Linked DNA regions of Homo sapiens: region 2 is linked to region 1. A link is a contact called in ENCODE Hi-C or POLR2A ChIA-PET data. All regions are on one chromosome and are shown on one strand. Each heading gives the region's core, a stretch centred on a gene start or an enhancer-like site at or near the end of the contact. The rest is flanking DNA. Distances are from core to core; before and after follow the strand shown. Region 1 overlaps SYTL3 (synaptotagmin like 3). Region 2 has its middle 22 kb from the start of TULP4.

The links. A loop is a pair of places that touch in the nucleus more often than their neighbours do. ChIA-PET counts read pairs that join two places held with the same protein, here RNA polymerase II (POLR2A). Pooled maps may share reads with other maps.
Region 2: a loop to region 1 is called in a pooled map, with 4 times the contacts of the local background. The contact joins two enhancer-like sites. A Hi-C loop is called at or near these places in 5 of 50 pooled maps. POLR2A ChIA-PET finds 5 or more read pairs at or near these places in 3 of 52 experiments (GM12878, activated CD8-positive, alpha-beta memory T cell and naive thymus-derived CD4-positive, alpha-beta T cell).

The regions. Positions count from the first base shown.
Region 1 is chr6:158,685,655-158,688,385 of GRCh38, forward strand. The region is part of intron 6 of SYTL3 (synaptotagmin like 3); the gene reads left to right. Among named protein-coding and RNA genes, the nearest start is that of SYTL3, 37 kb to the left of the region's middle. RefSeq lists a silencer at 1,389-1,589. Within about 2 kb of position 1,322, at least 7 of the 41 ENCODE cell types and tissues checked have a DNase peak (open chromatin) inside an H3K27ac peak, as active enhancers do.
Region 2 is chr6:158,288,952-158,291,724 of GRCh38, forward strand. It overlaps a transcript of TULP4 not described here. Among named protein-coding and RNA genes, the nearest start is that of TULP4, 22 kb to the right of the region's middle. RefSeq lists a silencer at 1,964-2,013. Within about 2 kb of position 1,285, at least 7 of the 41 ENCODE cell types and tissues checked have a DNase peak (open chromatin) inside an H3K27ac peak, as active enhancers do.

The sequences.
Region 1 (2,731 bases), core at 72-2,571:
CTAAAAATACAAAATTAGCCGGGCATGGTGGCACCTGCCTGTAATCCCAGCTACTCGGGAGGCTGAGGCAGGAGAATTGCTTAAAGCTGGGAGGCGGAGGTTGCTGTGAGCCGAGATCATGCCATGGCACTCCAGCCTGGGCAACAAGAGTGAAACTCCATCTCAAAAACAAACAAACAAACAAAAACAAAACCTTTTTGTTGGTGGGCTGGAGCCTTCTTCAGAAGGTAGACTCTACCCTTTTCCACATCAATTCCTAGCTTATAAACAGTAGTGCTGTAGGAGGTGAAGTTTGTCATTTCTCAATGCCAGCTAAGTGCAGACATCTGCTTCACTCAAAAAGTTTTCTACGTCGTTAGAAGTTCTAGCATCATTATTTCAGGTAAGTAGTTTTCATGTGTGCATGAATGTATGTGTGTGTGTTTGTGCACACACGTTACCATCTTGTCATCTTTTCAGCACTTCATGTCTCCTGAGTGAGTGGGAGAAGTATGTTATCAAGGTGACTTAAGATAAAAAGGGAATTAGGAAAGAGGTGAGACTGATGTCTTAGGGTTTTCTTTCTTGCCTTATAACTTTAAGAATAAAAACTTCAGTAAGGACAAACAAACCAGGGTCAGGAAGATCAACCTCAGCATAAATCATTCTTTTTTGCTGATGTCGTTTCTATCAATGTATAAAATAAACACCAGAAAAGCCCTAACTTTCCCTCCTTCTCTACAATGCTTCCTCAAATGCCAGGGTGCCTCATTTTCCCATTGTCCTGTTTCAGTAGAGTTGGGGTAAGAGGCATGGAACTATGGGGGAAAATGCCAGGTTAGGAGCACACAAGTAGTGCTATGAGCCAGACCAGGTTGGGTGGAGTTTGCAGCGGGTGCGTCAGGAAAGGTAACAAGGATCAGGTGACAGAGGTTTAGGTGGACAGGCAGGAATTCCACCACGCTCCTATTTGTGGCCCTAAAAGAGAACCAGGTGCAGTCATTGAGGAGTTGAATTGAATTTGTGCTGCAGCAGTTAAGATCCACTTAGGGAAATAGAAACTGTCTGGTTATTTGAATAAGAATTTACTTTAGGGATTGGTTAGACAGGAATTGGAGGCAAAAAGGGAATAGTGAGAGAACAGAGCTAGCAGCTGCAGGAGGCAGACACCCTCCGACCCTGTTGAGCTGATGCTGGCCAGACACAGGTCGGAAGGAAGGCATGAGCCCCTTCTCCCTCCTCCTGGCCCTGGTCTCCCTCTGGAAGCCCCCACTGGACCCTAATAGGGAGGCAACTGCAACCTCAATTCTCTGATGTGTTCCGGAAAAAGTGGTTTTGCATGTTCTCTAGTGTTTTTGTTGTCATGGTACCGGCAATACTCTTTCCAGCCCTCTATATCCTGAGCAGAAGTTAGAAAAACTAGATGGTGGTTTAAACCACAAAAGTGTACAGACAGCTCCAGTCTGTGCCTCTTTCCACGCACTGGTTATCTATTGCTGTATAGCAAATTCCCCTCAAACCTAGTGACATAAATCAAGTAACATTCTTTGACAGTTTCTGTCTTCAGTGGAAGGCTCGCCTGGGGCTGGGGGATCTGTGCTCTTGGGGCTTACCCTCATACCTGGCCAGTGACTGCTGGTATTGGGAGGAGGACTTGGTTCCTCACCATGGGGATATCTCCACAGGGCTGCTTGAGTGTCCTCATGACATGGCGGCTGGCTTCTCCCAGGGCAAGTGATCCAAGAGAGAGAAAAGCAGAGCCCACAATATCTTTTATGGTCTAGCTTCAGAAGCCACACCCTGTCATTTCTGCTATGCCCTATGGGTCCCACAGGTCAGCCCTAGTCAGAGAGGACAAAGGGTCTGAATATCAGGAAGCAAGAATCACTGGGACCGTCTGTGTGCTACCAAATCCTGTGTTCCTTGTCTTGGGAGAATGGCGACACCTCTCACTCTGTCTCCAAATCCACAGACCTGAGAATCAAACTTGACTCCTTTGTTCCTCATTCTGCCGCTACATCTGGTCAGTCAGCAAATCCTGACATTTCTGCCTCCTGAGTCTCTGGAATCTTCCTCTGCCCTTCATTCTCACTTCCAACGTAGCAGCTCCTAACTGCTTCCCCCTTGGTCCATCTTCTATTCTGTGAAGAGAGGGAGCTTCCTTTTCTCTTTGAAAGGAAGTTACTTACTTTCTGATTACAGAAGTAATGCAAACCTTGCAAGCATTTGGGAAACACAGAATAGTATTTAGATGTAATGGAAATACTACCACAATCCCAAACTACTGTAAATTACATGCACGTGTACACACCTGCACACTCCCAGCCTTCTTTCTAGGTAAGCCTGTGTATATGTGTGTGCACAGATAGACTTATCCAATTTCAAATGTATTGTGATCAGACTCTATGTGGTTTTATTTTGCTTTTACAATTCAACTTGGCATAAACATTTTCCTATGTTATTAAGACTTCTTCCAAAATGTATTGATGACTCCATAAAATACACCAAATATATGCACTATAGTTTATTTAACCTGTTCCCGAGTGTCTGTGAGTATATCACTGTATTTGATTTTTCATGTTATAGATAACTCTGTGATGAACGTCTTGTACAGGTATTTTGACATGTCTGTTTATTTTTGGGGGGTAAATTCTTAGAAGAATGATTGGTCAAGTGTATGAATACTTGAAAGGCTTTTGATGTTTTGCCAAATTACCCTCTGGGAGTGTGTGCTTATTTACAACAGGCTGGC
Region 2 (2,773 bases), core at 35-2,534, 400 kb before region 1:
TGGCTATTATCACTTTTTAAATATTCTGATTGAGTTTGTGTAATACTGCTGTAGGCTATTCCTGAATGTTTGGTAGAACTCGTTTGTAAACTATATGGCCTGATTTCTTTGTGGGATGATTTTAAACTACAGATTCATTTTCTTTAGTGGTTATAGAACAATTTAGACTGTCTTTCTTCTTGAGGTAGTTTTGTTAAATTGTGTTTCTTAGGAATTTACTCATTTCATATGTTATCTAATTTTATAACATTAAGTTGTTCATGGTATTATTTTATCTTAAGTTTCATGGTGTCTGTAGTTAGTTGTAGCCCTCTTTTCATTGTCAGTATTTATTTGTGCTGCTCTGTCTTTATCTATCTTGCCAGAGCTTTGTGTCTTTGATTACATTTTGCAAAGAATCAGTGTTTGGCTTTGTTTAGCTTGTCTAATTTTTTTTTCTTTTTATTTATTTAATTTCTGTTTTTACTATCTTCTTCCTTTACTCTCTTTTGGTTTATGCTGTACTTTTCTAACTTCTTTAAGTTGAATGTTTAGCCCCTTAATTTATAACATGTTTTCTTTTCTAACATAAGTTTTATAACATTTTATAACAGTTTCTTCTTTTATAACATAAGTTGTTGTTGTTGTTTTGTTTTGTTTTGTTTTTTGAGACAGCGTCTCATTTTGTGGTCCAGGCTGGAGTACGGTGGTGCAATCATGGCTTACTTCAGCCTTGACCTCCTGGGCTCAAGTGATCCTCCTACTTCAGCCTTCTGAGAAGCTGGGACCACAGGCATGTGCCACCATGCCTGGCTGATTTTTTAATTTTTTGTAGAGACGGGGTCTCACTGTGTTGCCCAGGATGGTCTTGAACTCCTAGGTTCAAGCAGTCCTCCCACCCTGGCCTCCTAAAGTGTTGGGATTGCACATGTAATCCACCATGCCCAGACTAACATAAGCATTTAAGGCAATGAATTTTCTTTCAAAATACCACCTTTGCTATAGCCAAGAAGTGTTTTGTTTTGTTTTGAGACAGGGTCTCACCCTGTCACTGGAGTGTAGTGGCGTGATTAATGGCTCACTGCAGCCCCCACCTCCTAGACTTAAGCCATCCTCCCACCTCAGTCTCTTGTGTAGCTGGGACCATAGGCGCATGCCACCATGCTGGCTAATTTTAAAATTTTTTGTAGAAACGGGGTCCCACTGTGTTGCCCTGGCTGATCTCGATCTCCTGGGCTCAAGCATCCACATCAGCATTTGTTATTTTCTGACTCTTTTAGTAATAGCCATTTTAACTGGGGTGAGAAGACATCTGCTTGTGGTTTTGATTTGCATTTCCCTGATGATAGTGATGTGGAGCACTTTTTCATGTACCTGCTCTCCATTTGTTGTCTCCTTTTGAGAAATGTCTTTTCAGATCCTTTGCCCATTTTCAAATCAGAATGTCTTTTGCTGTTGAGTTCCTTATATATTCTAGTTGTTAATCCTTTGTTGGATGAATAATTTTGCAAATGTTTTCTCCCATTCTGTGGATTATGTCTACTTCGTTGATTGTTTCCTTTGCTGTGCAGAAGCTTTGTACATTTTCATTTATTTTTCCTTTTGTATTGTTTTTCTCTTTCTAGGGGATTGATTTTGGTCTCCCCTGCTCCCACCTCCCTTCTGTTTTTACCCCTCCAGTGATTTAGAAGTTTTATACTTTATTTCTAGTTTTTTAGTGATTGCCCTTTAAATTTTACCATGCTTACCTAAGATAATTAAGTATAAGGTTGAGTATTTTAACTATCCTTCTAAAACAATATAAAGGCCTTAGAGTACTTTTGGCTCTGGTCATCCTTGTTTGATCAAATTGTCTTTTTTTTATTTTTTAGTTTTCTACCTTCCCCCCCACATTTGTCATAGACACAGTCTAGTGGTTAAGCACATAAACTAGAAACTGAAACCGGCAGCCTGGTGTGACACCCAGCTCTGCTGCCTACCGGATAGTGTCGGGCAAGCATTTAACCTGCCTGTGCCTCAATTTCCTCACCTATAAAATGTGGACAACAAAAGGATCTTTCTCATAAGGCTAAGGCTTTTCAATGAGAAATATAGTACCTATAAAGCATTAAGAGCTATACCTAGAAGTTGATAAGTACTGTGTATTAATATGAGTCTGCTGTTTCTGCTTTATTGTTCTGTTTTGAACAGACATTGTTTAATTTTACCTACATATTTAACAATTTCTTTTTTCGTTGTTTCTTAGACCTTCCTTCTGAGACATTTTCCTTCTACCTGAAGAATATTGTTTAGATGTTATATTGCGAGGTCAGTTGGCCTTAAATTTCAGCTGTTATTCTTTTGAAATGGTCTTCTTATTTCACTCTAATTCTTAAAAGACAATCTTTCTGGGAATATAATTGTGTTTTCTTTGAGTGCTTTGAAGATACTATTTCATTGATTTTGGCAGCCAGTGCCGCTGTTGAGATGTCTCTGTCATCTAATTGTCATTCTTTTGTAAGCACCTGTCTTTTCCTTTTGGCTACTTCTGAACTCTTCTCTTGGTGTTTTTATTGTGCACTTTTACTAAAGTGTGCCCAGGTGTGGATTTCTTCTTTATTTCTCCTGCGTGGCATATATTGTGCTGCTTCTTGTGTCTGTGCATTTTTTTTTATCAGTTTTGGCAAATTCTCAGTTGTTATGTCTTCAGATATTTCTTTTCCATTTTCTCTGTTCTGTCCCTTTAGAATTTTAATTAGATTTGTCCTTTTTTAATCTATCTTTCATTTCTCTTGATCTCTTATATTTCTATCTC